3 separate regions of the Homo sapiens genome follow, and regions 2 and 3 are each linked to region 1. Evidence: chromatin loops called from intact Hi-C (ENCODE). Cell type or tissue: PC-9. All regions are shown on one strand. Each heading gives the region's core, and the rest is flanking DNA. Links, peaks and the distances in the headings are about the cores only.

Region 1 (10,358 bases), core at 1,631-9,630:
CAAGTGCACCTGGGGTTTCAGGAACTTTGTGTTTTTTCGGAGGGGGTTGGTGGGGAGGTCGGGATGCCTGGGATCCCTTCCTGGAGAGGCAGGCTGTCTCTGGAAAAAGCCTCCATTGCCCACCCGCCAGGCGGAAAGTCACCCTGTTCCCAGCGCGGTTTCAGCATTTAATTTTAAGGGAGCTAAGGAAGCGCGGCGCGCCCCCTGGTGGTGGTAAGCCGCCAACGCACCTGGGGGCTGCAACCCCACCGGACGGGTGGTCCGGAGGGAGGCTGGAGCGGGGAGGCGAGGAGGGGGCTGTGAGTCCTCAGAGGCCCTGGGCCACCACATTTCTGGCAGCGTTTCCCAGACACCCCTCTGCTAGGCCATCCCTGGATAGCAAGTGAATTAACTTAAGGGCACTGTGATGGGAAGCCTTGCCCCCCTCTTTTTTTTTTTTTTTTAATATCTGCGGAATAAACCCAATGGTTAATTTTTGAATGAATAAAAGGCTTTTGTTGAATAAACAGCTGGTCCCATCTTCTGTCTTGGCATCTTAGCATCCAGGCTCAGGCTCTGCCCCTTCTCCAGGATGGGGTAGCCCCGAGTCGCCCTCCCCAGTCTGCACATTCCCTGTTGTCCCTGTTCCTGCAGTGGCTCCCGGCCCCAGGGAGGCCCACCTCACTCCCAGCCTGACTCGGTGGCTGGCTTCCTTCAGGACTTTGCGCAAGTCAGTTCTGCTCATTGGGTCTCAATTTCCCCATCCCTTGGATGGGAGCAAGAGTCTCTGCTGGGCCTGCCTCGCAGGGGCCTGGTGAGACCCAAATGTGAGTGTCATCATCAAAGCCCCTCACAGAAGTGGAGGACGGTGCCCAAGAGTAGCGGTTTGGACTGCTGCTGCCTCCCACCCGGAGCCTGCCACTTGGGGGAGAAATTGGTATAATGCTTGCAAAAACAAACAAACAAAAGGCAATGTCTTCTGGTTGTGGTTATTTCCTTTCCTGCTTGCCTCCCCAGCCCCCTTTGAGTCTCTTTTTGGGGTGCCGTCCTGTCTGAACCTGCCGGTGTGTGTCTCTGGGGCCAGGGTCAGGGCGAGGCCCAGGGGTGGACAGGGGCCGTGTAGCATGCCCCAGCCTCCCCAAGCTCCTGCTGTATGTCGTCCATGTCACGCCAATTAAACACGCTTCCTGGACTTGTCCTCGCCTCCCTGTGTGGGCCTGTTGCTTTGTCTGTTTACATTCTTCTCCGTTTCGTTTTAGGTTTCTTCCCTTTGTGACACCCTTTCTCTGGCTTTGGGTGTTGTCTTCCCAGTTTCCTGAAGAGAAAGAATGTGTAGGCCGGGTGCAGTGGCTCATGCCTATAATCCCAGCACTTTGGGAGGCCGAGTTGGGCGGATCACCTGAGGTCTGGAGTTCGAGACCAGCCTGGCCAACATGGTGAAACCCCGTCTCTACTAAAATACAAAAATTAGCTGGGTGTGGTGGCAGGCGCCTGTAATCCCACCTACATGGGAGCCTGAGGCAGGAGAATCACTTGAACCCGGGAGGCGGCGATTGGAGTGAGCTGAGACCACACCATGGCACTCCAGCCTGGGTGACAAGAGCGAGACTCCATCTCAAAAAAAAAAAAAAAAAAAAGAGAGAGAAAGAATGTGCAAAGTGAGAACCTTGAGTATACTTTTAAACCAGAAAAATCTGCAGGAGTGTTTCTGCGAGGCCTAGAGTTGAGTGGTGTGAGGCCCCGCCCACTGCCTCACCCACGACATCCCCTGACCTGCCTGTTTCATCTGGAGAGGGCGGCTGCTGCTTTAAAAATGTCTGAAAACCATTGGCCTAGATCAGTGGCTCTCAAAGTCAAGTGTGTCTCAGAATCACCTGGATTGGAGGCTGCTTCAAACCCAGCTTGCCAGCCCAGCCGCCGAGTTTCTGATTAGGAGGGTCTGGGCAGGGGCCTGGGAATCTGAGTTCCTAACAAGTTCCTGGGCTGCGCTGCTGCTGCGGGTCTGTGAATCACACTTTGAGGACCCCTGGGAGGTGTGTGCGCTGCAGCATGTCCGGTTGGGTCCCTACCTCCATTGGCTCAGGGATTCAGGCAAATGATTCATTCACCTCATCTGACTTTTGCACCTGTGATGGGCCAGGCGCAGGGGGCCTAGAGATTGGTTGCTGACCACATGGAGGGTTGCGTCGGGAGGGAAGGTGGGGAGATGAGTAGCTCTTGTGCAAGCTCCCAGCAGGCACCCCGAGAGGTGGCAGTCTGTGTGGCTGCCCTCCCCCGAGTCACCCTTGGCCTGGAGCCTGGGATAGAGGAGAGCCCTCCTCTTCCCCCTCTGGTCAAGTAACCCCGTGTTTGCTCAGTATGCATGGGCCCTGCCATGTTGGGGAGAGGGGGATCAGAGGAGGTGGTGGTTTTCACTTTCGTAGCTTGTTAAAGGAACACGAATTCAGAGAGCAACAAAAGCCAGCGCGGACTCAGGAACATAACTGTCAGTTAGAATTCATTGCTCTTGGCCAAAAGCTCTTGAAAGACGCATGAAGCGTGTAGATTGATAAGATCAAGCAGCCCATGTTAGAATGAACCACCACCTGCAAACACAGGCCACGTTTCAGACATGTTTCAGAGTGAAAGGAATCATCAGATCGCCACCACCTTCCAGGCAAAGCTGAAGGCCCAATGTGACTTCCGCTTTGGGGTTGAAGCAACCGTTGAGAAGTGGATGCAGCGATGTCACCCTCTGTGGCCACGCTGGGCATCCAGCATTGTGCGTTGCTCTGGCGGGTCCTAGAGTGAAGATGCCAGAACTCCCCAGACCCTCAAGAGGGTTCCAAAGGCAGCATGGAAAGGCAGTGTGGGACGGTGATTGGGGCCACAGGTTGTGGAATCTGACCTGGTTCCCAGCCAGGCTCTACCACTTGACGCTGGGCATGTGTTCTGACAGACAGGGTTTTCTGGTAAAAAAGTGGACCCTCGGCCGGGCGCGGTGGCTCACGCCTGTAATCCCAGCACTTTGGGAGGCCGAGTCAGGCGGATCATGAGGTCAGAAGATTGAGACCATCCTGGCTAACATGGTGAAAGCCCGTCTCTACTAAAACTACAAAAAATTAGCCAGGCGTGGTGGCAGGTGCCTGTGGGAGGCTGAGGCAGGAGAATGCCGTGAACCCGGGAGGCGGAGCTTGCAGTGAGCCGAGATCGCGCCACTGAACTCCAGCCTGGCAACAGAGCGAGACTCCGAGACTCCGTCTCAAAACAAACAGACAAAAACCCCATGGACCCTCAATGAGAGGCAGGCGATGGCTCGACAGCCCCTGCCCCACAACCTCGCCAGAGGTGGAATGTTGCAATGAAGGCAGGTATTAGATCAAATTCTGCCAGAAGTCCAGATATTCACTGTCAAGTAAGTACAAAGACAGGCAGGCACCTGTACCTGTCCATCCAGGGGGTGGGGGCCCCAGGACCCCAGGAGCCCTGCCCCTGAGCACAGTCCTGAAGCACCAGGCTGCTTGCTGCTCTTCCCTTGTGGTGCACAGTGCTGAGCTCTGAAAATCTTTGTAGCCAAGCATGTATCTTCACCACATTACACTTCTATGAAAAGGGACTTCTAACATCCTTTGTGTGGATAAAATCTGTGGTGTAGGTTTTAATAAAAGTACATATTTAAAATGCTAATATGACACCCTCTGGAGGGCTGATTCCTGACTAGACTGTTTCACACACTTGGGGACTGTCCCTGAGGCAGAGATTGGAGGTAATTTACATACCCACACAATGTGCTGTTTCCACCGAAGCACTGAAAGTAAATCTGTGCACGGGCGCCTGTCTTTGGAAATACCAAGCTCTGGTTCAGAAGGCCGTTGTGAGGGCAGCTGGGGCAATGTTTCCAGCAGAGGGTGAGCTTGAACGGGGGTGAGCTGTTGGTGGAGGAAGCTCAGGTCTTTTCCAGCAGCCTTGGGCGTGGTGCCTACAGGGACCACGGTTCAGAAATGGTGTTGCTGAGGGCACATGATGGGTCATGGTCCCTTGCTCTGCTCGAGTCAGGCTAAAGCCTGTGCTGACTCACCCCCTGGCCCAGCCTGCGCTGGATGGCTTACTGTGGGCTGAAGCTCAGTAGAGGCACAGACCTGGCCACCTGCTTTATCAGGATGGCTCAGATTGGCTGCTATTCCCTGGGTGTGATAGCACCAGTGAGTCCTCCTAGAGGGACCATCCTAGAGGTCCCATTTCTCCCCACCTCGGGCCTTCCACCCTGTCCCCACTGACCCTGCCAAGCCCCAAACTCACATCTGCATATTAGAAAGTATCTCTCTAAATTGTACTCCCCAAAGCCCAGCTCAGGGCATCCCCAGGCATACAGAGGAGATGACAAGGAGAAGAGTAGGGAGTCGGGCTGGGAGTGGGAATGCAATGTGGATCCCTGCCCTACAGTGGCCCCCTCCTCCCTGCCATCTTCCTGCCCAGGGAGTACAGAGGCAGAAACTTACCCTCCAGGTTCATTGGTCTGGAGGAACTGGTTCAGGACAGTGGGCATGGAAAGGGGCTGGGAAGGCCCCCTGAACTTAGGCAAAATGAGCTTGTGTAGGTATGGAAAAGCTTTCTACTTCTTCCCCTTATCTCTTTTTAGCTGGGCACAGGGCCATGTGGAACAAAGGACTACATTTCCCAGCCTCCCTTGTGGCTGAGTGCGGCCATGTGACCCAGTTCTATCCAATAGGATGAGAACAATGAGCATAACTTTCCCTCTTCCCTCTTCCTGCTGACTGGATGGAGGACTCTGAAACAAGCCTTCCTAGAACTGGGTCTTTGACCCCATGGAGCTGCCACACCAGCTTTGGACCATTTACACTGGAGCTCTTAGGAGGAAGAGAGACACACATTTATCTTGATTAAGCCATCCTGAGTCTCTGTGTCAACAGCCCAATTTATATTCTCCCTAATGTACCCAGTGATCTGCTGGGTCGCTTTCAATGACCTGATGCCACCTGCAAATGTTTGCATCGAAACTCTCAATGTTTGCCAAAGTGACTTAATAAACAACCATACAGTGCCATGTGCTGGTGTAACTACTGCTTGCTCATGCCTTTCCCACCCGTCTTCTGCCTTTTCCCTCTTCCTGTCCCAATATGCCCTCCTCCTCCAAGGGCTCAGGGGACTGAGGGTCCCAGCCAGAGGGACTCCTGTGGGAAAGACTTTCTTTTGCAGAAGCACTAGGGACCTAGAGGCTCTAGGTTATTGGGGAGCCCAGGGCAGCCCCTGAGGACCGGGCCAGTTGGGTTTTCACTGGGTAACCACAGGAAGGGGACTGGGCAGGCTGGCCTAGGGTTGAGCTCAGGAAGGATTCTGCCAGGGGTTTCAAGACTTGGGGACCAGACCTTTTCTTGTCTCTACAATTTCCTTCCTCAGAAATTGCTCCCTTCCTCCCAGAAACCTAAAATAAGCCATCCACATGAGCAGATCTTGGGGATAAAAAAATATGATAAAGAGTAAAACAAGCTTTTTTCTGACAGTCAGGGAGAAGGGTGGGAAGAGTCCCTTTGGTATCATTGTCAGATGACTGAGAGTAGGTCCCGTTTTAGTCACTGGACTGTTGGTTGCCCCCAGAGGTGAGGGGAAGTCTTTGTGATATTGTGGAGTGCCCACTTTATTCTTTGAGGATTCTGAAGACCCAATTCCTATGTTGGGCATCAAGAGGCCCTTCCTGCCTTAGAAGGGGCAGATCTGTGGAATGCCAGGGGCCCGAGCTGGGACCTGCAGGGGAAGGTGCAAGTGCTGGCCTGGAAGGAGGGAGAAAGGGAGCTCCCAGGCCAGACGTGGTGGCTCACGCCTGTAATCCCAGCACTTTGGGAGGCTGAGACAGGCGGATCACTTGAAGCCAGGAGTTCGAGACCAGCCTGGTCAACATGGTGAAACTCCACCTCTACCAAAAATACAAAAATTAGCTGGGCATGGTGGCGTGTGCCTGTAATCTCAGGTAGTCGGGAGGCTGAGGCAGGAGAACCGCTTGAACCCAGGAGGTGGAGGTTGCAGTGGGCCGAGATCACACCACTGCACTCCAGCCCGGGTGACAGAACGAGACTCCATCTCAAAAAAAACAAAAAGCAAAAAACAAAGGGAGCTCCCAGTCATGGGAAGGGAATCAGAGGGAACCCTGAGGTTCGGATTCTACCCCCATGCTCGTCCATCAGATCAACTAATACAAGCTGGATGCTGCTTAAGTGATTTCTAGGCAGAAGCCTAAAGCTAACCAGAATCCTTCACCCATTTCCACAGGGATGAATGAGAGCCTGGAGTGTATATGCTGGGCAGCCACAGTGCCAGGCTTCTGCCACAGCCTGTGATGAATGCTAGCCTGGTTCAAGAAGGAAGGCCGGGGGCGGTGGCTCATGCCTGCAATTCCTGCACTTTGGGAGGCCGAGGTGGGTGGATCACTTGAGGTCAGGAGTTCGAGACCAGCCTGGGCAACATGGCAAAACCCCATCTCTACAAAATACAAAAAAATTAGCCAGGCATGGTGGCACTCACCTGCAGTCCCAGCTACTCAGGAGGCTGAGATGAGAGAATTGCTTGGGCATAGTGAGGTCGAGGCTGCAGTGAGCCGTCATAGTGCCACTGCACTCCAGCCTGGGTGACAGAGAATGAGACTCTGTCCAAAAAAAAAAAAAAAAAAAAAAACAACAGCAGTAGCACACACAGGAAGGTTATGGACACCAGCCACAGATGGGCAGTGCCAGGCCAGTGACGCAGTATCGGGCGGGGATTGGGCTACTCTCCCTACCTCACTCCCCAGGGGCCTCCCTGGACAAGGGGAAACTTCAGCTACCCTTAAAGGATGGCAGGATGTACATGGGCAAGGAGGAGAGGCAAGGGCATTCCAGGCAGTGTACAGTAGGTGCAGAGGAAGGACTGCAGGAAATCGACACACAGGGGAAGAGAGGAATGCAAAGGAGTTAACGGCAGGTGCCTCCATGGCAATGAGACAGTAGATTTTTCCAGTGGATGACTCCGCACAGAAAGAAGAGGCACGAGGTCACCTTTTAAGAATTGATGCTGACTGGTACAGGCCTGGGCGCTCTGAGCACACAGCACCGAGGTCCGCCTTTCTGAGCTTCTTGGGAAGCCCCGCGGAACGGCTGTTCTCTGTAACTCCGCCCATTTTAACGATTAGCAAAGTGATAACAGGGACGAGCCAGGTCATAGCAACGGAAGCGGAGTGCTTGCCCTGTGCTGGGTTCACCCGCATTATCGCATTTAATCCTTGCAGCAGCGCCCCTTGAGGCCGGTGCTGGTATTACCATCCCACATTTTACAGACGAGGTCGCTGAGGCCCAGGGTGAAGGGGCTCCTCCAGTCTGACAGTTCGTGGGGGGCTTCCAGGCTCCGACGACATTGTCTTTGGTCAGACACAGGGAGCTGGGGGAGACTGCTTCTATTAAGTTCAGATCCGGCAGCGGCTTATTGCCCTGGTCCCTCCCAGATGCCTGTCGCGTGGGGAGGCGAGGTCTGCAGGGGAAGGCGCATGCCCCACTGAGATCCGTCAGTGCGGGCCCCGTGTCTGGAGGGAGAAGCAGCTCGGAGGTGGGTTGGAGGAGGCAGGGAGACTGAGGCAGGGGCAGGGGTCTGGGCCCACGAAGGAGGTCCCTCCCACAGCCTGCCAAGCACTGGGGGCACTGGATCCCAAGAGTGCCCCAGGGCCCCATTCCCAGGGGGGTGGCCACTCAGGTAAGCACTGTGGGCAAAGGTTGGGGGTGCTGAGTCTGGGGGCAGGACGGGGTGTGCCCCAGGGAGGGGTCCCCAGGGCACAGGAATGGAAATGGCAAGTGTGGGTAGGCAGGGTCTCAGGCACCCCTCCCAGCCCGGGCACACCCAGAGCTGCAGGTGGGGTTACCCGTGGGACTCCCTGTGCACCGTGTTACCTGGCAGATGGTACCCGGACCCATGGCTTGCATGCTGCTGCTGCCACCATTGTGGTCACTGCTATGCTCATGACCGGCTCTCAGCCCCTCCTGGCCCGTGGCTCTGCCACCACCGCTCCTGTGTGCTGTTCCTCTTATGCCCCATGAGGTAGCTACAGTTGTCCCCAGTTCCAGATGAGGAAACAGCTTCAGAGAGGCTCACTGACTTGCCTGGGGTCACACAGCTGATAAATGGCAGAGAGGGGGCCAGGCACGGTAGCTCACGCCTGTAATCCCAGCACTTTGGGAGGCCGAGGCGGGTGGATCCTGAGGTCAGGAGTTTGAGACCAGCCTGGCCAACATGGTGAAACCCTGTCTCTACTAAAAATACAAAAATTAGCCGGGCGTGGTGGCAGGTGCCTGTAATCCCAGCTACTCAGGAGGCTGAGGCAGGGAATTGCTTGAACCTGGGAGGTGGAGGTTGCAGTGAGCTGAGATCACGCCACTGCACTCCAGCCTGGGCGACAGAGTGAGACTCTGTCTCAAAAAAAAAAAAAAAAAAAAAAAGGCAGAGGGGATTTGAGGCCAACTGGACCCCAAACTGTGACCACCACCGTGACGCATCACCTTTGGCCTGATGTCCTCTCCCTTGGGTCACCTAGAACCAGCACTTCCCAGAATCTGAAATTTTCCACGAGGCCACAGGGCTGAGCCCTCGTGTGAGGAGAAGCCACCTTCCTGGTGCAAGCACAAGTCAGATCCGTGGCTCCTCGGAACCACCCAGCCCCAGTGGCCACAGGGCAGCAGGTGTCCTTGGCTGACTTCTGGCCTCTCCCTGCCAGGGGCTCTCCCAGAAGTAAAGGAAGGTGATGAACCGGCCACTCCCATAAGCCCTGAGACCCCCGAGGCCTCGGCCCCATCCTCACCCTCCTAACCAGTCTTGCGACAGGGCTGGAGAAAGGGTTTCCCCCATAAGAGGGACTCTGATTGGCCAGTGGGGGACCTAGGGAGGCCTGGGATATGACGGGCAGGTGGGGCTGGAGAAAGCCGGCTCTCTTTGGTGCTCTTGGCTGGTTTTCAAATGTCTTGAAGCTACTGTGGTTGCCATACCCATCTGGCTGTAAATTAAATTTGGGGCGAAGGGACCTCTTGTCCCAAAGTTTCTCATCTCATCCAGCATGACTGGCAGTTAAGGTTCCTTCTCTGGGTTCCAGTGCTGGCTGCATCCCCACCAGCAGTTGGCTTTGGAGATAGACTGAATCTGAACTTCTCTGAGCTTCAGTTTCCTCCTCTTTAAAGTGAGGATAATAGAAGCACGTTTCTCATAGGGCTGCTGGGGAGCATCTGTGTGATGCTCAGATGATCTGTCTGAGGGCCTTTCCTACGTGAAAACAGTGAATGTCATTGATATTATCCAATTCTCTCCACCCCAAAGTTGTTGCCCCTTCATTTTGGTCCATCGATTTGGCTATCAGCTTTTATTTCTTGCCACTTGGGCCATGGGTGAAGCTGCACTCAAGATCTGGGTCCAAGTCCAAAATTTCAGAGAGGAAAATACCTTGAAACAGGAGCCTGTCATGAACTAGTCGATAGCAGAGGGAGGCTCCCCACTGCCAACATGACCTCTGCCCCACCAACCCCAAGGGGCCCCCCACAACCACCCAGGGAGCTATCTCTGGGGCACCTGGCCCGGGCGCAGTGGCGCACGCCTGTAATTCCTCCCTTGGGAGGCCGAGGCGCGTGGATCACTTGAGGTAAGGAGTTCGAGACCAGCCTGGCCAATATGGTGAAATCCTGTCACTATTAAAAATACAAAATTTAGCCAGAAATCTCTTAAACCTGGGAGGTGGAGGTTGCAGTGAGCTGAGATCGCACCGCTGTACTCCAGCCTGAGTGACAGAGTGAGACTTTATCTGAAAAAAAAAAAAAAAAAAAAATTGGTCTGGCCCTTGCCCCCGCTTTTTCTGGAGCCACGAGGACCCATATAGCCAGATAAATAGGAAAACTGGAGCCCCAGGGCCTGTGATGAGTTTACATCAAATAGAGCCCTGCTATATGCAATCACTGTCACTAGAATCACTACTTGGAAATTCCCCAGCTCAATCCCCAGCACAAAGTGGGCTAAGCTTTTGCTCAGTGCCAGAGAAAAACTGAGAGGTTAGAAAGATGCAGGTGACAGAGAAGGATGATAAAATGATGTTTCCCATCAAGTGAAATGAAAGGTTTTGCAATGTGTTCCTCTGTTTCCTTACAAGTAGGAACAGCCTCTCCAGGGAGCACCAGCTTGGAGGACACATAGCCACTCCCAGAGCCCCGGTCCCTGCTGTCCATAGGGGTAGCACGTCACCAGCACCATGTCCTGGCCTCTGAGTCAACAAGACCAGGCTGAGACCCAGTGGAAGCACCAGCTGGTGACTCTGAGCAGCTTCTTTTCCCTAATCTCTCTTTTTTTCTTTTCTTTTTTTTGAAACAGGGCCTTACTCTTTTATCCAG
Region 2 (10,358 bases), core at 1,460-9,459, 440 kb after region 1:
TTTTTTTCCTTGAGACAGGGTCTTGCTCTGTCACCCAGACTGGAGTGGTCACCCAGGCTGGAGTGTAGTGGTGCAATCTCGGCTTACTGCAACCTCTGCCTCCTGGGTTCAAGCAGTTCTGCCTCAGCCTCCCAAGTAGCTGGGACTACAGGCATGCGCCACCGCGCCTGGCTAATTTTTCTATTTTTTTGTAGAGACAGGGTTTTGCTATGTTGCCCAGGCTAGTCTCAAACTCCTGGCCTCAAGTAATCCACCCGCCTCAGCCTCCCAAAGTGCTAGGATTACAGGCATGAGCCACCACGCCCGACCTCCACTTTCCCTTCTTTTCAGGGGTGAGCAGAGCTTGCTGCAATGGTCTGAGGGTCTTCCAGGCTCTGACCAGAGGAAGGAAGACGTAGTGAACGCCAGAGTTCTGAGTGTGGGCTCTGCAGGCTGAACCAAGCAGACACAGAGGGGGCCCTGTCTCTGACCACAGAAGCCAACGCGGGGTCCTGGCCTGGTTTCAGACACCTCTAGATGGAATCCCATGCGATCTTTTGTGCTTCAACTAAAAAAGGACCTGCCAGGAAAACAAACCAGCTGTTGCCTGGGGGTGTCTGGGTTTCTCTGGGCACATCGGATAGTGGCCCCCAGGGGAAGGTGCCAAGGCCAGCACTTCTGGAGTCCAGGCCTTGGGAGAGTGATAGGATGTCCCTTCTCTCATACGCCCTGCCTGGCTAGGGCCTGGAGCTTCCCCACTTGGGAGGGGTAACTGGCTTCCATAAGAGGCCTGGCAGGCAGGCCCCTTGGGATGTCCCGGAGTGTGTGGCATTTATGATCAGTGCCACCCCAGAAGCAGGCCCCTTACGCCTCCCTGGATCATCACTGCAAAACCCTCTGACCAACATCCTTTGCCATGAGCCTGGGGCAGGTCCTCCCCGAGAGCATCAGAGCCCCAACATCATTTGCGGGGTTCTCTGTCATTGACCTAGGACGCGGTGAACTGGACTCTGTGTAAGGCAGTGTACCCCAATGTTTCCTGGGGTGGAGGTGTTCATCCATCCGAATGCTTCTTTTTTAGCATCTGCCGTGTGCACAGAGACACTCAGAGCCCTGTGCTTGGTCGGGAAGTACCTGTGATGTGGGATGCCTATGGGAGCTTTGGATAAGAGATGTTTCCGGAACATTATCGCCTCAGGGTATAGCCAAGTACCCTGGGGTGCCCCACAGCCCACCCTTCTTGGAAACATCTGGCTCAGCCCTGCAGCCCTGGGGGCTGGCTGACTCTAGTTCCCCGGGGTAAGAATGGAAAAGGTTTCTAGTTTTCCATCTCCCATTACTTCTGCTTGCTGTGAGGCGTCCACTCTGGTGCTGTCAGCTTGGAAGCACTCCTGTGGCTGGAGCTTGGACAGAGATGGCCTGGGCAGGGAGAGGGGGGCAGAGGGGCTCGACACCCCAGGGACTTCCGTGTTTGTGCAGCTTCCCGGGACAGCTCAGTGGAAATGGGACTGTGTGGCTTTCTCAGGGCTGAGACTGGGTCCGGGTCTCCTGGCTGTGGAGGGGTGCTCAGAGACCCCCAACTCTCACCTCCCAGCTGCGGCCTCCCTGACCTCCTCTTGCCTTCTTCCCTGCAGATGATCCCACCTGACCAGGAACTGCTGGTGTGGTACGGAAACTCACACAACACCTTCCTGGGGATCCCAGGTGTGCCCGGGCTAGAGGAGGACCAGAAAAAGAACAAGCATGGTAGGTGTTCCCCATGGGGCCGCTGAGACACAGACCCATGGAGAGGGGAGCCCAGGGAGGGGAGAGAGAGAATGAGAGAGGCAGAGAGGCTCTTGGCCTCCAGGGACCTTGGTTCAATGTCTGGCAGCATTGAGCAGATCAGACATACAGGTCCAAGGAGGCTGATGCCCCTGGAGCTGCCGCATGGGCCGGGCATGGGTGGGAGATGGTCCTCCTGCTTCCTGGCCAGAATAGACTGTCTGGGGGGTATGTGGGGGAGACCAGAGAGGCAATGAGGTGTGACAGGAGAAGAAAGGAGCTGGGCAGCAGGAGCCTGGATTGAGTTCTAGTTCTGCTGTACAATCTTGGAAATGTCCTGTGCCTCAGTTTCCTCACCTGTAAAGGGAAGGTCCTAGGCAAGATAATCTCTAAGTTCCCTTCTGGTTCTGACAACCTGTATATTTCCTTGCCCTGTCGATGATGTCTGGTGCAGGGCCTGGCACAGAGTAGATGCTCCGTATAAGCCTGTTGAAGGAAGGCAGGACAGACTGTGCCTGTGTGTGTGTCAGGGGGACACTGCCCATCACAGCAGAGACCATTTGCTCGACAACTATTTCTTGCCAAGAATTGGGCTAAACCTTTGGCAGATATCATCCCACTGGGTATTCATAAAACCTCTGTGTATTTTTTTTCTTTTTCTTTCTTTCTTCCTTTTTTTTTTTTTTTTTTTTGAGACTGAGTTTCACTCTGTCACCCAGGCTGGAACGCAGTGGCGTGATCTTGGCTCATTGCAACCTCTGCCTCCCAGGTTCAAGCAATTCTTCTGCCTCAGCCTCCCGAGTAGTTGGGATTACAGGCGTGTGCCACCATGCCCAGCTAATCTTTGCATTTGTAGTAGAGATGGGGTTTTGTTATGTTGGCCAAGCTAGTCTCAAACTCCTGACCTCAAGCGATCTGCCCACTTTGGCCTCCCAAAGTGCTGAGATTACAGGCGTAAGCCACGGCACCTGGCCTGTGAAATTTGGTTATCCATATTTTTATTTTATTTAACTTATTTTTGAGACAGAGTCTCTCTCTGTCACCCAGGCTGGAGTGCAGTGGCACTATCTTGGTTCACTACAGCCTCAACCACCTGGGCTCAAGCTATCCTCCCATCTCAGCCTCCCAGGTAGCTGGGACCACAGTCGTGCACCACCACACCTGGCTAATTTTTTAAATTTATTGTAGAGATGGGGTCTCGCCATGTTGCCCAGCTGGTCTGGAACTCCTGGGCTCAAATGATCCTCCTGCCTCTGCCTCCCAAAGTGCTGGGATTACAGGCATGAGGCACCGTGGTCAGCGGTCCTTATTTTTGGAGGATGAACCTGAGCTGGTGAGCTACTGTTTATTAAGTCCTTGCTCTGCAGCTGATGTTTTACAAACATTAATTTCTCTAGGCCGGGCATGGTGGCTTATGCCTATAATCCCAGTACTTTGGGAAGCAGAGACAGGAGGATCACTCGAGCCCAGGAGTTCCAGACCAGCCTGGTCAACATGGCAAGACCCCATCTCTACAAAAAATTTAAAAGTTAGCCAGGTGTGCTGGCACGAGCCTGTGGTCCTAGCTGCCTGGGAGGCTGAGGTGGGAGGATCGCTTGAACCCGGGAGGTCGAGGCTACAGTGAGCTGAGATGGCACCACTGCACTCCAGCCTGTGTGACAGAGCCAGACCCTGTTTCAAAAAAATAAATAAAATCTTTTTGGCCGGGCGCTGTGGCTGTAATCCCAGCACTTTGGGAGGCCGAGGTGGGTGGATCTCGAGGTCAAGAGATCGAGACCATCCTGGCCAACATGGTGAAACCCCGTCTGTACTAAAAATAGAAAAATTAGCTGGGCGTGGTGGTGCACACCTGTATTCCCAGGGAAGCTGAGGCAGGAGAACCACTTGAACCCAGGAGGCGAAGGCTGCAGTGAGCCGAGATCGCGCCACTGCACTCCAGCCTGGAGACAGAGGGAGACTCCGTCTAAAAAAAAAAAATATATATATATATATATATATATATTTTTTTTTTTTTTAACTGATCCTTACCATGTTAGTATTATCTCCATTTCAGGAAGGAGAAAACCGAGGCGCAGTTCCATGGTACAGAGTAGGCATTCAGTAAATGTTTGTGGGATGAGTTAATGAAAGGTTTGGGGGCAGGGGTCATCACAGTTGCTCCCCTTTACAGAAGGCTGCTCCAATCCAGGCACCTCTCAGGCACTGGCTAAGGCAGGTCGGGTGCTTAGCGCAGAGACCTTTCATAGACGTCTTTTCTCATCCTCTCGGGCAATCGTACGCCCGAAAAGGCAGTGCTAGCTTTCCATTTTACAGATGAGAAAGCTGAGGTTTAGCTAGGCTGAGTCGCTAAGTCCCCGAGGTCTCGCATCGCGATCGGGAGTCCAACTCCCTATTGGACCCCCCAGCCGGGGTACCCTTCGCTGTCCCTCCAGTCCGTCTGCCACCGTCCAAGCAGCACCCACCCTCAAGGACGGACCGGCCCCGGGCTGGGGGCGCTGAGGGCCCGGGCTGCGGGGCGCCGGTTCTAACGGGGCTGCTCTCTCCCCTTCTCCGTCTCCCTTCCCCCGCCCCGCCCCGCCCCGCGGCCAGAGGACTTCCACCCGGCGGACTCGGCGGCTGGCCCCGCGGGCCGCATGCGATGCGTCATCTGCCACCGCGGCTTCAACTCGCGCAGCAACCTGCGCTCGCACATGCGCATCCACACGCTGGACAAGCCCTTCGTGTGCCGCTTCTGCAACCGCCGCTTCAGCCAGTCGTCCACGCTGCGCAACCACGTGCGCCTGCACACGGGCGAGCGCCCCTACAAGTGCCAGGTGTGCCAGAGCGCCTACTCGCAGCTGGCCGGCCTGCGCGCCCACCAGAAGAGCGCGCGGCACCGGCCGCCCAGCACCGCGCTGCAGGCACACTCGCCCGCGCTGCCCGCCCCGCACGCGCACGCGCCCGCGCTCGCCGCCGCCGCCGCCGCCGCCGCCGCCGCCGCCGCGCACCACCTGCCGGCCATGGTGCTGTGAGCGCGCCCGCGCCCCCGCCGGGCCCCGCGCGCTCCTGGGTCCCCGGCACCCCGGCCCCGCAGCGCGACTCGCCCTCCAGCCCCAACCCCCGGCCCGGCGCCGCCGCGGAGCCCCGCGCGCTGGGGTTGCGCCCCGGAGGCGGATCTCAGGCACCCCCGCCTTGGCCCGTGTCGCAGATGAGGACACTGAGGGCGGCGTCCCTCACCCAGGCCACGCAGCTGGTGCGGCTGTTCGGCCGCCTCCTCTGGGAGGGGGTCCCCCTGCCTGGCCTCGCCCCCGAGTCTCCCTGCTGCTGTAGAGCCGGGCGCCCAGGCCGGCATCCCCCTCGTGGGTGGCAGGAGAGCGGACTTAGAGCCCCCGAGGGCCCCTCAGCAGAGGAAGGGGAGTCCCCTCCTCCGCCACCGAGAGTCCTGTGCTTCGGAATGAAGGGAGGGCGACCTCCTTGTCCGGGTGTGGTCGGGCGCGGGGGTTGTGGGGGCGCCATCTCCTCTTCCGGCCCCTGGGACTGGTGTCCTGAAGTGTCGGGAGTCCTTACGCAACCTTGACATGTGCGGGCTACTGGGGTCCATCGGCAGCGGGAAGAGACCCGGAGAGATGCATCTTCTGGGCCCTTCTCTCCTTTAGGCCAGCTTACCCCCAAACCTGGCTCCTGGGGACGGATGAGGAAGGAGCTCTTTGCAGTGCACCAGGCACGTTGAGAGTGGAGGCACAATGGAAATCCTCTGTGGGACCCCGAGCAAGACCCTGCACCTCTTTGGGCCTCAGTTTCCCCATCTGTAAAATGAAGGAGTTGGACCAATGCCCCCTCCCCTTCAGCTGTGACATCGTGCCTGGGAAGGCGAAATATACCCCCAGCCCCTTCCAACACACACACTCCAGCGAGAGGAGGGCAAGACTGGAACCGCTGCCCGAGAGGTTAAGGTGGCTTCTGTGGCCACGAAGCGCTTCCGAGCTGTGCCCAGTCCCGGGAATTCCGCCCAGTCTGCCCACACTTCCCTCGGTCCCTGCCCGTTTCCTCAAATTCGGGCCGTGCGCGCCCTCTGGTGTCGCCTCTCACACTTTGCAGTCATTTACCAGGATTCCCGTAGGGCGTTTTGTAAAATAAACTATAATATTAATGAAAAGTATAAAATGTATAGAGTTTTCAAGAAACTGCGTTCTACTTCCAGAAGATGGTCACTTTAACCTTGTAAATATTTATCTAAAATGATATTTACAAAACTGTAATATATTATTATTTGATTGTATATGTACAACTGTAAATACATTTGTACCTCTCTTGTATTCTAAAATAAAAATTACTTGGAACATTTATCATTTAGCATCTGAATGGGTGGACACTTTTATCTGTAGGAAGGAAATATAGAAAGTGTCTAGAAGCTGGAAAGGGGCGGGTAAGCGTTGTTCCACTTACTGGTGTGTACAGGAAAATTCTCTCTGTCACAACTGGGATGTCAGAGCTCAGTGAGATGGGCCACAGTGCAAAGCAACCGGAAATCTTGAAAGGGGCCAGGCAGATTTCTCCCGGTTTCCAGCTGGCTCAAACATCAGTGCCTTATTTTGTAACTTCTCCCAAATATTTACTTTTTTTTTTTTTTTTCATTTTAATGGCCAACTCAAAGGAGTTCAAGCAGCCAGTGGGAATGGGCCAAAATGGCCACCAAGTGCCCTCCCAATGCCTAGACTCTCCAAATGTTCTGGGCACCCATTTCCAGACCCTCTTGAAGAAGACCAGGGAGCAGGAAGACCTCTAGTTAAAGCCAGAGGGCTTCATGGTTCCTATAGGGCCAGTCTCACCTCTCCTCTCCAGGAAGGAGGTGCGTGCAGGGGAGTGTGAGTTCACACCTGTGCTCCAGCATACACCAGCCATGAGGGTGTCATCGTCCAACCCACTGGGTGTGTGGTTTCCTGGCATCCCGCAGATACAACTCTGCATCTTCATCCAGCACACGTGTGCACACATGTGCACCTGCAGACACTTGGGAATTTACACTTGGACACACAGCCCAGCCCCACTTGGAACTTCAGGGGTGTACTCCTAAAGACCCCCTTACTTTGAGTGATTTGTCTTGGACCCTGGAAATGGAGGCACAGGCAGGGTTGGACACCTGATGAGTTCACTTGCAGGCCCCATCTGGGGTTCACTCCCTCAGGCCAGTGGGGGAAGTCACCTTTGGTTCTCCTCCCACTGGAACCTCGCTTCTCCTTTGACACCCCACCATTAGGCTCCCAATGCCTCCGGTGGCCCCTGCATTCCCCCCTCCCATGCAGCCCCCATCCAGGCCTCTTGTTCCCTTGACCAAAGCCTATCTGTCCTGAGTCCCCCTCCCTTGGATGCCAAGGGGTGAAAAGGCAGGTGCTTTTCCTGCCCACATGTTGAGACTCCCAGGAAATAATTCTGGCTTCCTGAAGTAGAGCCTCCCAGAGTCAGAACTCAGAGAGGTCAGTGAGGCCCTTGAACAAAAATCGAAATTGTTTTCTGTGGGTCATTCTGTCCTGTGAAGTCTCAGCTAACAGATCCAAGGATCCCCATCCCAGGCTCCAGAACCCACCTGGTGGTAGCTGGCTGTAACTGCAGACCAAGGTGCCTCTGGTCTGCCCACAGATCTGTTTCCACAGAAGTGTGCTGCCAGGGCCTGGGATACCAGGGTGAAAGGATGTGACTTGTGATTTGCACGCTGGAGGGAGGCATGATGCTGAAAAGCCTAACCTCTTACTTTGCTTGCATTTCCAGCAGAGGCCTAAGGCCCCTTTCCTGAGATTGCAGCCCCCCTAATCAAAGACATGCAAACACAGCCATGGCAGTTTCTGTGGGCCAGCCCTGGGCTTGGGGCTTTATTTTTATTTTTATTTTTGAGATGGAGCTTCACTTTTGTTGCACAGGCTGGAGTGCAATGGCTCACTGCAGTCTCTGCCTCCAGGTTCAAGCGATTCTCCTGCCTCAGCCTCCCAAGTAGCTGGGATTACAAGCACCCGCCAGCACGCCCAGCTAATTTTTTGTATTTTTAGTAGAGATGGGGTTTCACCATGTTGGCCAGGCTTGTCTTGAACTCCTGACCTCAGGTGATCCACCCACCTTGGCCTCCCAAAGTGCTGGGATTACAGGCATGAGTCCAGCCGGTCTTAGGGCTTTAAACATATGTATTCCAGAAATCCTCCTCACAAACCCACAAGTGGATACTACCCCCCAATCTTTTCCCCCAATGCTCTTTTAATCAATGTCCATGTGAAGTACAACAAAACAGAGGCATAGAGAGAGTAAATAATTTGCCACATCACTCATTCAGTGAGTGGCAGAGTGGGGTTCCCTTCAAGTGTCTGACCCCAGAAGCCACGCCTGTGACTATTAGGCCACATCACCTCCTGGTCAGCCCGCAGATTCAGTCCAAAGGGCTTTCTGCATCTCCCATGGGGATGCAGTGTAGTCCAGCACTGTATATTGACCTTGTATTTTTCAACCTAGCAAAACTCACTTATTCATTCCTGTACTTTTTTGTACATTCCTTAGGACTTTCTAAGCACATGATCATGTTACCAGTGAATAAAAACACTTTTACCTGTTCCATCCTAATTGGGATGTCTTTTATTTCTTTTTCTTGCCTTATTGCATGGTCCAAGACCTCCAGCAATAGAAGATTCTAGATAGAGGCCAATGATCTGGGTCTGAAACTCCACTCTGCCATTCACTAGCTGTGTGATCTTGGGCAAGTCAATTAATATCTCTGTGCCTCAGGTTCCTCACATGTAAAGTGGAGTGATATTTAGCTCCTAAGGTTGACATGAGGATCAAATGGGATAATGTCTATATGTGAATACATACATGACTCAGTGCTTGGCACATAGTATGTGCTCAATAAATTGGAATCTTTGTTAATACAAGCATGCCTTTGGCGGGTGAGAAGGGTGGCAGATGCTCCTACCACTCACCCCACTGGGCAGCCCCCAGAGGACATCTGAGGCAGCTGTTTGCACTCCCTTCCTTCAGCCCTTTCTGATGCCCATTCTTTTTTTTTTTTTTTTTTTTTTTAGACGGAGTCTTGCTCTGTCTCCTAGGCTGGAGTGCAGTGGCACGATCTCAGCTCACTGCAACCTCTGCCTGCTCAGTTCAAGCAATTCTCCTATTCTCCTGCCTCAGCCTCTCAAGTAGCTGTGACTACAGGCATGCACCACTATGCCCGGCTAATTTTTTATATTTTTAGTAGAGATAGGGTTTCACCACATTGGCCAGGCTGGTCTCGAACTCCTGACCTCCCAAAGTGCTGGGATTACAGATGTGAGCCACCGCGCTCGGCCGATGCCCACTATTCTTGAATCCCTTGAACTAGAGGAACGGACACTCTGAGTTTCCAGCTTCCCTCCTGCCTTGCAGGTGGCCTGCTGGGATGTATGTCTGTGGATGAGCAGAGGAAGTTATGGACAGTGGCAGGTTAGTTGCCAGGCATGGCTGTTTCTTCACAATATGATTGCCTCAGGATAGTCAGACTTCTTATGTGTCAGCTCAGGGCTTCAAAGGCAAGTGTTTCAAGAGAACCAGGAGGGCCGGGCGCAGTGGCTCACGCCTGTAATCTCAGCACTTTGGGAGGCCGAGGCGGGCGGATCATGAGGTCAGGAGATTGAGACCATTCTGGCTAACATGGTGAAACCCCATCTCTACTAAAAACACAAACAATTAGCCAGGCGTGGTGGCGGGTGCCTGTAGTCCCAGCTACTCAGGAGGCTGAGGCAGGAGAATGGCATGAATCTGGGAGGTGGAGCTTGCAGTGAGCTGAGATCAGGCCACTGCACTCCAGCCTGGGCTACAGAGTGAGACTCTGTCTCAAAAAAAAAAAAAAAAAAAAAAAAAAAAGGAGAACCAGGAGGAAGTGGCATGGTCTATTCTGACCTAGCTTTTGAAGTCACACAGAGGCATTTCTGACATATGCTGTCCATCAAAGCAGTCAGAATCCTGTCCTGTGGCAGGAGAGGATGCACAGAACCCACTTCTTTTTTTTTTTTTTTTTTTTTTTAATACGGAGTTTTGCTCTTCTTGCCCAGGCTGCGGTGCAGTGGCACAATCTCGGCTCACTGCAACCTCTGCCTCCTGGGTTCGAGCAATTCTCCTGCCTCAGCCTCCCGAGTAGCTGGGATTACAGGCGCCTGCCACCACACCTGGCTAATTTTGTGTTTTTAGTAGAGACGGGGTTTTACCATGTTGGTGAGGCTGGTCTCGAGCTCCCGACCTCAAGTGATCCACAGGCCTCAGCCTCCCAAAGTGCTGGGATTACAGGCCTGAGCCACCACTCCTGGCCAGACCCCACTTCTTGATTGAAGAAGTATGAAAATATTCAGGGACATGCTTAATATGACCATAGACATTGACACTGTTTCTAATACTTTCAGAACAAGTGATGCTTTGATGAGCATCCTTAGGCTGAAATCTGTGTGCACGTCTCTGCTTAGAAAGTTTATGCAGTTGGCCAGGCGTAGTGGTTCACGCCTATAGTCCCAGCACTTTGGGAGGCACAGGTGGGCGGATCACTTGAGGCTGGGAGTTCGACACCAGCCTGGCCAACATGGGGAAACCCCAGCTCTACTGAAAATATAAAAATTAGCTGGGCGTGGTGG
Region 3 (10,358 bases), core at 1,559-9,558, 110 kb after region 1:
GGAGCACCGCCTCCCCTCTGTGGGGCTGAGGTTCTCTGGAGGGTGCTGTCTGGTGTCTGGTAGCAAGTGGCAGGTCACCAAAGCCTGACAGGAGCCTGGGGGGCGTCTCTAGTCTTGGTTGTTGCTCTGTGAGCCACAGGACGCCCTGGAAGGCCCCAGAAAAGGACTCAGGGAGAGGCAGGTAGAAGCAGGGATGGCACCCACCTAGGCAAGGGGAGGACCTGGGTGGGAGCTCTGGGAGCCCCTCTGGATCCCCAGGTGCAGAGCTGCCGACCTGCCCACCTGGCCCCCCGACCCTCCCCGACCCAGGTCCCCGGCCCTTGACTATGGCGCCACCTTGCGTTGGATTCTGCTAACAGCAAGCAGCCGTTCTGCGCTTTTGGGAGGTGGGAGACAGTGGAAGGTGGGACCCACCCAGCCCCTGACTGCCACACACAGCCCTGGTCAGTCAGGGACCAGTCCTGAGCCTGTCAGCCTCACCCAAATCCCCTCTGATAGCACTGCCTCTCCCCACCAGGCCTGCCGCCTGGGCTGCCCCGGCCTCCTTCCTGGTCAGGAGGGCCTTGTTTCACAGCCCTGTGGCCTTGGGCTCGGAGCGCTCTGAGGGCTACAGGGTTGGGACTGAGCCCAGCACCCTCATGGGGACTCCCTGGGCCCTGCAGTGACACCATCTGCCTCTTCCTCGTGGGGTGGGGTGGGGCGTGAAGGCCCAGAGCCTGGACACCCACTTGGTGGTGTGTGTGGTGTGTGGGACTCTGCACAGTGGGGAGGGGGCGGCGTGAGGGACCCTGGGCAGCAGCTGGTGCCCGGGGATCTCCTTGTCCTCCTTGTCACAGAGCTTCAGGGCCGTCCTGCACTAGAGCACTTTAGGCTGAGATTGTGGTAAACAAGGTTCCACAGCAGAAACCATCACCCCTCCCGACCTGCAGCTCGGAAGGCCTGGCCCCCGGCGTGGCGGGAAGTACAGGGGCTCTCAGGGGAAAGCTGAGGAAGATGAGAGGGGGGTGTGCATGTGTGTGAGTGTGCGAATGTGTAGTGTGTGTATGTGGTGTATGTGTCATGTGTGGGATGTGTGTGCATGTATGTGTTCTGTGTGTATGTGATGTGTGTATGTAGTATGTGGTGTGTGTGTGTGGTGTTTGGCATGTATGTTGTATAGTGTTTGGTGTGTGCATGTATGTGTTCTGTGTGTGTGTGGTCTATATATATGGTGTTTGGTGTATGTTGTGTGTGTGGTGTGCATGGTGTTTGTGTGTGGTGTATGTATGTGGTGTGTGTGGTGTGTAGTGTGTGGTGTGTATGTGGTATGTGGTGTTTGGTATGTGGGGTGTGTATGTAGTGTTTGTATGTTGTGTGTATGTGTATGGTGTTGTGTGTAGTGTGTGATGTGTGTATGGTGTTTGGTGTATATGTTTGTGTGTGGTGTGTGTATGTTGTTTGATGTGTATGTAGTGTGTGTGTATGATGTGTAGTGTGTGGTGCGTATGTGTGAATGTGTGGTGTGTGTGTGTGTATGGTGTTTTGTGTGCATGGTGTTTGTGTGTATGGTGTGTAGCATGTGATGTGTATGTGGTATGTGGTGTTTGGTGTGTGTGGTGTGTGTAGTGTTTGGTATATATGTTGTGTGTGTGGTGTGTGTATGGTGTTTGGTGTATGTGGTGTGTGTGTGTGTGTGTGGTGTTTGGCATGTATGTTGTGTGTGTGGTTTGGTGTGTGTAGTGTGTAGTGTTTGGTGTATATGTTGTATGTGTTGTGTATGTGGTGTGTATAGTTTTGGTGTGTGTGTGGTGTGTGCATGGTGTTTGGTGTGTATGTTGTGTGTGTGGTGTGTGTAGTGTGTAGTGCATGGTGTGTATGTGGTGTGTGGTATGTATTGTGTGTGGTGTGTGGTGTGTGCACAGTGTTTGGTGTGTATATTGTGTGTGGTGTGTGTATGGTGGTGTGTGTAGTGTGGTTTGTGGTATGTATTGTGTGTGGTGTGTGGTGTGTAGTGTGTATGTTGTGTGTGGTATGTGTATGGTGTGTGGTGTGTGTAGTGTATGGTGTGTACGTGGTGTGTGGTGTGTGTGTTGTTTGATATGTATGCTGTGTGTGTGTATGTTTGTGGTGTGTGGTGTGTATGTGGTATGTGTGGTATGTGTAGTGTGTGGTGTGTGTGTGCTGTGTGTGTATGTTGGTGTGTGGTGTGTGTAGTATGTGGTGTGTATGTGGTGTGTGGTGTGTATAGGGTGTGGTGTGTGTGTTGTTTGGTATGTATGTCATGTGTGGTATGTGTATGGTGTTTGGTGTGTATAGTATGTGGTGTGTGTAGTGCTTGGTGTGTATGTTTGTGTGTGGTATGTGTGTATGGTGTTTCGTGTGTGTAGTGTGGTGTGTGGTGTGTGTATCGTGTTGTGTGTGTGTGGTGTGTATCCCCACAGTGGGGAGTGGGGGTAGCAGCCCCTGGCGGTGGGACATTCTGGCCTGCATTCTGGGCAGAGGATTCCAGAGGAAAACGGGCACAGGGGGATTCAGTAAGTTGCCCAAGGACACCCAGAGCGTGGGTGGACATGGAGCAGGGCCCTGGGCCCTCCCTGTCCCTCATGCCAGCAGGGAGGGTCTCTGGCACTTTACGGTGGGCGGTCAGGGTAGGGCGGAGGGGGCAGGGCAGCCTCCTGCAGAGATGATGCCAGTGTGCCTTCCACATGCCATGTCTTCCCCGCCACCATGCTTACTGGTCCTTCCAAGGATGAAAGAGTGAGCGGCCCACAGCATAAGTGTCTACCCCTGGGCCCCCGCTGCCAGGGGCGGCCCTTTCTGATGATAATCAGTGTTAGCTACAACAGTCCTGATGACCAGCGGTAGCAGCAGAAGGCGGGTGGGAGTGACGTGCCGATCTGCAAGTGTGGGGACCCCACAGGCTCCCCTGAGTCAGCGCTGGCGGAGGTCAGGGGGCAGGTGAGAGCTAGGGCCAGGATGGCAGCAGCAGAGTGTGTGCCTGGGGCTCACGCTGCGACCTCTGGGCAGTGTGCCTCAAAGGGGTCACTTGGAGGACTGGGCTGTTAGCTTCAGCTCACATAGGACCCCCTCTGGGCAGGTTCTGTCCTTGGGGCCCGTGAATGAAAGCTCCACTCCAGCCCAGTGGGCAGCTGTTTCTGGCACACCTACTGTGTACCAGGCTGTGTGCACAGACCAACATGGGGCGTGTCCTAGAGATCAAGGGGCTGGGGGATGTGGCACTCACGGTGGGGCTGGAGGCAGGGGGGTGTGGCACTCACGGTGGGGCTGGGGGTTGTGGCTGGCAAAGTGACTGACCCAGGCTTGTGGAGGGAGGAGCAGGAGCAGGCTGAGCAGAATTGGGGCCTCCCACAGGCCCTAACCCCAGGGCACAACGCAGGGTGCTGGAGCACGGCAGGCTTGGCTCGTTCATTGATTTAGTGCCTACTGTGTGCCGGGCACTGTGCTAGAGGCTGGCGGTGGCAGCAGGGAAAAAAACAAAGAGCCTGGCCCTCGTCGGGTGGGGGACACGGAAAAGAGACAACAGAGACCTGGAGCATAGACGCGTCCTCTGATCACTGGAAAGTGGAGGACGACGGCTGAAAAGCAGGGAGGGCAGGGGCTGGGGGTGCCTGTTGGGGTGCAATTCTAAATGAGGGGACTGGGGACTTGCTGTGAAGAGAACCAGAAAACAGGCCTGCAGTCCCCGCCTTGGTCCCTCAGGGACCCTAGGAGGCTGTATGGATGGGCAGTGTGGGTAGGTGGCGGGTGTGGGGGCTCCCACGGCTCCGAGGGAAATGCTCCTTCCAGCCTCGGGGGGACGGAGGTGCCTGGAGTCATCGCTGGACCGTCAGCCCCTTTTGCACAGGAGAGACATGTGGGAGACAGTGCAGGTGTGGAGGGGAAGGTGTCAGGGTGTTTGTACTGATGACTCCATGCACCCTGCCAGGAACGCCCAAGCCGCAGGTCACATGGAGGAAGGGCCCGTCCTCGGAGCCCCTGCATGGCCAGCCAGGTGTGGCAGTGCTGGAGGAGGGGTCTCTGTTCCTGGCCTCCGTCTCACCTGCGGATAGTGGAGACTACGAGTGCCAGGCCACCAACGAGGTGGGCTCCACGTCCAGGAGAGCCAAGCTGGTGGTCTATGGTGAGCAGGGACCCAGAGCTGGGGGCAAGAGAGGAAAGCGGCAGGGACCCAGAGACGGGCCTGTCTTCCTCCCAGGACCGCATCCGGCCAGAGGCCCACAGTGAAGCCGGGGGTCTGACAGTACCACGGCGTGCCCAGGTGTGGCAGTGCCAGTTCCCCGGGGCCTGAAAGCTTCCTACACAGGAGAATCAGGTCCTGCCACCAGGTGCCAGTGACAGGGAGGGCTTGAGGGGGCTGGGAGAGTGGCAGGTTGCACTGTACACCCCACTTCCCTAGAGAGACCCCCACGGAGACAGTATGGGGGAAGCACCTGGAATTCCATCAGTGTCTTTGAGATTGGTCTAGAGGTGAAGGCATTTTAAAATGACCCCTTGGCTGGGCATGGTGGCTTGCACCTGTAATCCTAGCACTTTGGGAGGCTGAGGCAGGAGAATTGCTTGAGCCCAGGAGATCGAGACCAGTTTGGGAGAGAGAGACCCTGTCTCTACATAAAATAAACTTAAAAAATTATTTTTAAAAATGAGCACGGATGGCAGTGCAGAGCCCCAGAGCCCACCTCCGGGTTAAAACTGTTACCCCTGGTCTCTTCTCACATTCTTGTCCTCAGCAGGGAGAGCGCCCACCCCCACATCCAGGGTGCTATGTGCAGAGGAAAGGAACCCCTCCTTAACACGGGCAGTGTGGGTGGGCTGGGGAGTGGTCTCTGTCGGCAGGATGAACTGGCCCCGCTTGGGCAGTTCTACCAGCTCCTAACGCCACCTGCTGCTTCCCCAGGACCAGCTGCTCTGGCTAGCCCTGTAATGACTTGCTCAAGACATTTGTTACAAAAGCGTGGCCAGGCCTCACCTTCAGAGATTCTCACTCAGGGGGACCCTCCCTGGTCACTGTGACACCAGGTTGGGTGTAGAACCAGATGGATCTAAGGGGACTCCAGCACCTTGCAAAGCTGAGAGTCAGAAAGGGTGACACCTGGGCCTGGGCACGACTGGGGGTGTGTGGGTCCCAGGGCAAGGCTGCTGCGGCCATCTGCAGGTCCACAGGACCCTTTGTGGCTGGGCGGACGGGGACAGGCAGACCTTCTCCAACCCCAGTGACGAAGGGGAGGGAATGGCCCAGATGAGGTCCCTTCGGCTGTGGCTCTAAGGGGGCAGGGAAGCAGCTCCTCGGCTCTCCTTGCCCCCAAGTGCCCCCCAGCATCCGGGAGGACGGGCGCAAGGCCAACGTGTCGGGTATGGCCGGGCAGTCCCTGACGCTGGAGTGTGACGCGAACGGCTTTCCAGTCCCTGAGATCGTGTGGCTGAAGGACGCGCAGCTGGTGGGTGTCCCCCTAGGGTGGGCGGGGTATGGGTGGGATTTAGGCTGGGGACAGGTCTTCTGGATGGGCATTTCTGCGTGTGCCAAGGTGGGGCAGGGAGATGTGACAGGTGTCTTTGGTGGTGCTCTGGGGTTCACGGCAGTGGAGGATAGTGGTCATGTAGTGAAGCCTGGCAGGGGCTGCGTGGCAGAGAGCATGGCACCGTTCTGGCCACTGGCCACCTCTCGGGCCTCAGTTTCCTCATTACTGATGCTGGGGGTGGTGGCTGGATCCCCTCTTACTGGCTCCCTCTGGCCTCTCCTACCCAGATTCCTAAGGTGGGCGGCCACCGCCTCCTGGACGAGGGCCAGTCCCTCCACTTCCCCAGGATCCAGGAGGGTGATTCTGGGCTCTACTCCTGCCGGGCAGAGAACCAGGCTGGCACCGCCCAGAGGGACTTCCATCTCCTTGTGCTCAGTGAGTGAGACCTGAGCCCTGTAACTCCCAAGTGTGTCTGGCCCTGTAGCCCCAACTCTTGCAGGCACACCGGGGGAGAGGGTAGACTTTGCCTGCGGAGAGCAGGGGGCACAGAGGGACCCATGACAGACCCAACCCCCATCCTCACAGAGCTATCAGGCTTGGGGGACAGACATCAGACAGGTGAATAGCAAAATCATTACTGTCACAAGTGCTACCAAAGAACAGTCTGGGTGCTGAGGGCTCCAGAGCAAGCCCTTCTGGCCAGGGTTTTGGGGGGCTTCCCAGGAAGGTCAGGTAGGAGGGGGGCCCAGGCTGGGGGGTCTGCACAGACAAAGGCCCCGTGGTAGGCGGGGCTTGCAGGGTTTGAACAGTTTCCCACCCCTCACGCCTTCTCACCCCCAGCCCCTCCTTCCGTGCTTGGAGCCGGGGCCGCTCAGGAGGTGCTAGGATTGGCCGGTGCAGACGTGGAGCTGCAGTGTTGGACCTCAGGGGTCCCCACGCCCCAGGTGGAGTGGACCAAGGACAGGCAGTGAGTGCCCCCCTCCCCGAGGATGGCGTGTGGTGGTGCCCAGACTCAGCCTGCTGGATGTGGGGGTTGGGGAAGGTTGAACTCTTCTTGGGGAGCTGACAGGCATGGCATGTGCCACCCAGGGCCCAGACTGAGGGCTGTAGGGGCGCCTCCCACCCAGCAGGAGATTAGCCAGGGAGACCCCACTCTTACCTCAGCAAAGTCTTCTCATCTCTTAGCCTTTCCTTTTTTTTTTTTTTTTTTTTTTTTTTGGTGACAGGGTCTTGCTCAGTTGCTCAGGTTAGAGTGCAGTGGAACGATCTCAGCTCACTGCAGCCTCAAACTCCTGGGCTTCTTGGGCTCAAGAGATCATCCCACTTCAGCCTCCTAAATAGCTGGGACCACAGGTGTGCGCTACCAACAACGGCTAATTTTTTAAAAAATGTTTGTACAGATGGGGTCCTGCTTTGTTGCCCAGGCTGGTCTTGAACACCTGGCTTCAAGCAATCCTCCTGCCTTGGCCTCCCAAAGTGCTGAGATTACAGGCATGAGCCACCGTGCCCAGCCTCTTTTTTTAAACTCACTTTTTCTCTAAGTAAAATTCACATAATGGGCTGGGTGTGGTGGCTCACGCCTGTAATCCCAGCATTTTGGGAGGCCAAGGCGGCCAGATCACCTGAGGTCAGGAGCTATCAGCCTGCCCAACACAGCGAGACCCTGTCTCTGCTAAAAATACAAAAAAATACAAAAAAAAAAAAAAAAGAAATAGCCAGGCATGGTGGCAGGCGCCTGTAATCCCAGCTGCTTGGGAGGCTGAGGCAAGAGAATCACTTGAACCTAGGAGGTGGAGGTTGCAGTGAGCTGAGATCAAGCCACTGCACTCCAGCCTGGGTGACAGAGCAAGACTCCGTCCAAAAAAAAGTCCACGTAACATACAATTAGCCATTTTAAAGTGTACAGTGGGCCAGGTGCAGTGGCTCACGCCTGTAATCCCAGCACTTTGGGAGGCTGAGGTGGGCAGATCACGAGGTCAGGAGATCGAGACCATCCTGGCTAACACGGTGAAACCTCGTCTCTACTAAAAATACAAAAATATATATATATATATACGGGCATGGTGGCGGTAGTCTGTAGTCTCCTGTAGTCTCCGCTACTTGGGAGGCCGAGGCAGGAGAATCACTTGAGCCCGGGAGGTGGAGGTTGCAGTGAGCCATCGTACTACTGCACTCCAGCCTGGGCAATAGAGCAAGACTCAGTCTCAAGGAAAAAAAAAGGTGTGCAGTGTAGTGGCATTTAGTACATTTGCAGCATGGGGCAACTTTCACTTCTATTTAGTTCCTGACATTCCATCACCCCAAAAGGACACCCTGGACCCATCAGCAGCCAGTCGCTGTCCCCTTCTCCCCAGCCCCTGGCAACCACAAGCCTGCTTTCCTTCTCTATGGACGTGCCTGTTCTGGGTACTTCACATCACTGGCATCATAGAGTGTGTGGCCTTTTGTGTCTGGCTTCTTCCACTCGGCATATTTTCCAGGTTCATCCATACTGTGGCAAGTGTCAGAATTGCCTTCATTTTTGTGGCTGAATAATGTTCCGTGGCATGGACGGACCACACGTTGTTGATCCATTCCTCGCTTACTGGGCCTTTGCATTGCTCCCACCTCTTGGCGCTAATGAATGGCCCAGCCTCGCTTTTTACAAGCCACACACTCCCTGTGTGCAGCGTGTCCCATCCAGCCCCTCGGCCTTACTGGCGCTTTTCCCTTGCCCGTCTCTCCAGGCCTGTCCTTCCGGGAGGCCCTCACCTGCAGGTCCAGGAGGATGGCCAGGTTCTCAGGATCACCGGCAGTCACGTGGGGGATGAGGGACGATACCAGTGCGTGGCCTTCAGCCCAGCTGGTCAGCAGGCCAGGGACTTCCAGCTCCGAGTTCATGGTGAGCCCCCACGCCTTCTGGGACCCCGCCACAGGCTACTCAGGAAGCTTCCCACCCAGCTGCCCGCTGCCTTAGAGGGAGAGTGAGGGCTGAAATGGGGGACCTGGTGAGTGATCCCTGAGTCCAAGAAAGCTGGGGGCTGGGGTCGGGGTTGGGGTCAGGGTCAGGGGATAGAGGTTATCTGGCCCAGCATTTTCCAAATCCGTGGTTTCCATCCCAGCTCTAAAAATTTACTACTTATGTTTTTTTTTTGAGATGAATTCTCTCTCTGTTGCCTAGGCTGGAGCGCAGTGGCACCATCTTGGCTCACTGCAACCTCCCCCTCCCAGATTCAAGTGATTCTCTTGCCTCAGCCTCCCGAGTAGCTGGGATTACAGGTGCCCACCACCACACCCAGTTCATTTTTGTATTTTTAGTAGAGGTGGGGTTTCACCATGTTGGCCAGGCTGGCCTTGAACTCCTGACCTCAAGTGATCCTCCTGCCTTGGCCTCCCAAAGTGCTGGGATTACAGGCGTGAGTCACTGTACCTGGCCCAAATTTACTACTTCTGATACCACTTGGAATTATGATTTACTTTTCTTTAAATGAGTCACACTTCCTTACACTGAAACACATTTATTTAAATATCCCTTATTCTTATAAAGGATATTTAATATCGAAACTGTAAGCAGAAAACCAGTTTCGCTTGGCTAAGGAAGCTGAAAAAACAAACACACCCCATAGAGCAATGTTGTAAATTCTCGAGGCGTGGACTCCGCAGAGGGCACCCAGCCTGCATCTGCACTCTCTGTGCTAAAAAGCGGAGAGTAGAAAGTGCTAGAAAGGTTAGGGACATGCATAGTAGCACCAAACGGAGCCTTTCCTTGCTGTAACCCGGATAGAAGGAGATTTGGGAGGGGCGTAACCATTCCATTCTGAGATGCAGTTATTTCATGCTGTGCCCATGTGCCCCTAGCATTGTCCTGGGTAGCATCGGTGGTGAGTGACCAGCCCTGTGTGAAGTCCTCATCTAGTCCAGCCTCTCATTTCACAGATGGGGAGACTGAGGCCCAGAGAGGGGAAGTGGCTCACCCCTGGTCTTCCAGTATGTTAGAGCAGAGCAGGGCCCAGAATCCAAGCCTGTGGCCCCGCCCCCACCTCCTGCACCTTCCACACCAGCATGTCCCCATGCTGGCCTCTCCCATCTGTCCCCAGACCCCTCCCCTCCTTGTCCACCATGCCTTCCCTGCCCCCGCAATGGAAGCCTGTGGTGTGTCTTGTGGCCCAAAGGCATGAGTCTGCTGCCCTGGGGAAGATGCCAGAGGCCTCAGCGGCTGCCTGTGACCAGCCCCACCTCTTTCCTTCTCAGCGCCCCCCACTATCTGGGGCTCCAACGAGACAGGCGAGGTGGCCGTCATGGAGGACCACCTAGTGCAGCTCCTGTGTGAGGCTCGAGGAGTGCCCACCCCAAACATCACCTGGTTCAAGGACGGGGCCCTGCTCCCCACCAGCACCAAGGTGGTCTACACTAGGGGCGGTCGGCAGTTGCAGCTGGGGAGGGCCCAGAGCTCCGATGCCGGCGTCTACACCTGCAAGGCCAGCAATGCTGTGGGGGCCGCAGAGAAGGCCACCAGGCTGGATGTTTATGGTGAGCAGCCAGGGGCCACGGCAGCCGGGGTGGGCAGTGGGAGGGACTCAGCCATGGTGGCCCCTGCCTGTCTCCAAAGGAAGGCTAGGTGGCCACTTGGAGTGGTCAGAGGCAAAAGGATAATGGGACCAAGACATTATCTAGGGAGAAGGGTCCTCCCAGCTTATGTGACTTCCCTCATACCTGTAAGGAAACTGAGGCCAGGAGTGGAAGGGCCTGTCTAGGAGGCCATGGCGGAGCTAAGTGTAGAATCCAGGTCTCCCCTCATGGTGTGGGGCTTTTCACTAAACCATGCCCAGAACCCTGTGACCACCACAATAATTAACTGCCCTCAGCTCATCACTTCTGTAAGCTAGACCAGAGGGGCACTTTGCAGCATCAGCTCATTTGATC

What was found. A loop is a pair of places that touch in the nucleus more often than their neighbours do. Peaks named below come from ENCODE experiments on the same cell type or tissue, not always from the same donor. Only the 100,000 strongest peaks of a DNase experiment are listed, where the experiment ranks them.
Region 2: a loop joins it to region 1, with 20 times the contacts of the local background. A loop is called at or near these places in 4 of 110 quality-filtered maps.
Region 3: a loop joins it to region 1, with 8 times the contacts of the local background. A loop is called at or near these places in 27 of 110 quality-filtered maps.

Annotation. Positions count from the first base shown.
Region 1 is chr9:130,236,122-130,246,479 of GRCh38, forward strand. MIR12126 (microRNA 12126) reads left to right here and starts at 5,266; the gene lies at 5,266-5,367. NCS1 (neuronal calcium sensor 1) reads left to right here. Exons shown (of 8, transcript NM_014286.4): 8 at 1-1,182. RefSeq lists enhancers at 831-1,390, 3,548-3,727, 3,808-3,987, 4,509-4,803. In PC-9, for the core only: CTCF peaks have their summits at 7,255 and 7,468; a DNase peak (open chromatin) is centred at 4,680.
Region 2 is chr9:130,676,916-130,687,273 of GRCh38, forward strand. It overlaps PRDM12 (PR/SET domain 12), which reads left to right. Exons shown (of 5, transcript NM_021619.3): 4 at 1,614-1,725; 5 at 4,333-6,068. The coding sequence ends at 4,754. Among named protein-coding and RNA genes, the nearest start is that of EXOSC2, 12 kb to the right of the region's middle. RefSeq lists silencers at 4,278-4,377, 4,858-5,097 and enhancers at 4,527-5,202, 5,248-5,417. In PC-9, for the core only: CTCF peaks have their summits at 5,798 (motif pointing left), 7,294 and 7,496; DNase peaks (open chromatin) are centred at 4,406, 5,756 and 7,296; H3K4me3 peaks cover 1,757 bases.
Region 3 is chr9:130,343,241-130,353,598 of GRCh38, forward strand. HMCN2 (hemicentin 2) reads left to right here. Exons shown (of 98, transcript NM_001291815.2): 26 at 3,926-4,120; 27 at 5,305-5,435; 28 at 5,744-5,891; 29 at 6,297-6,423; 30 at 8,183-8,337; 31 at 9,687-9,965. Among named protein-coding and RNA genes, the nearest start is that of HMCN2, 83 kb to the left of the region's middle. In PC-9, for the core only: no CTCF peak of the experiment used is centred there; a DNase peak (open chromatin) is centred at 8,991; H3K4me3 peaks cover 381 bases; H3K27ac peaks cover 1,454 bases.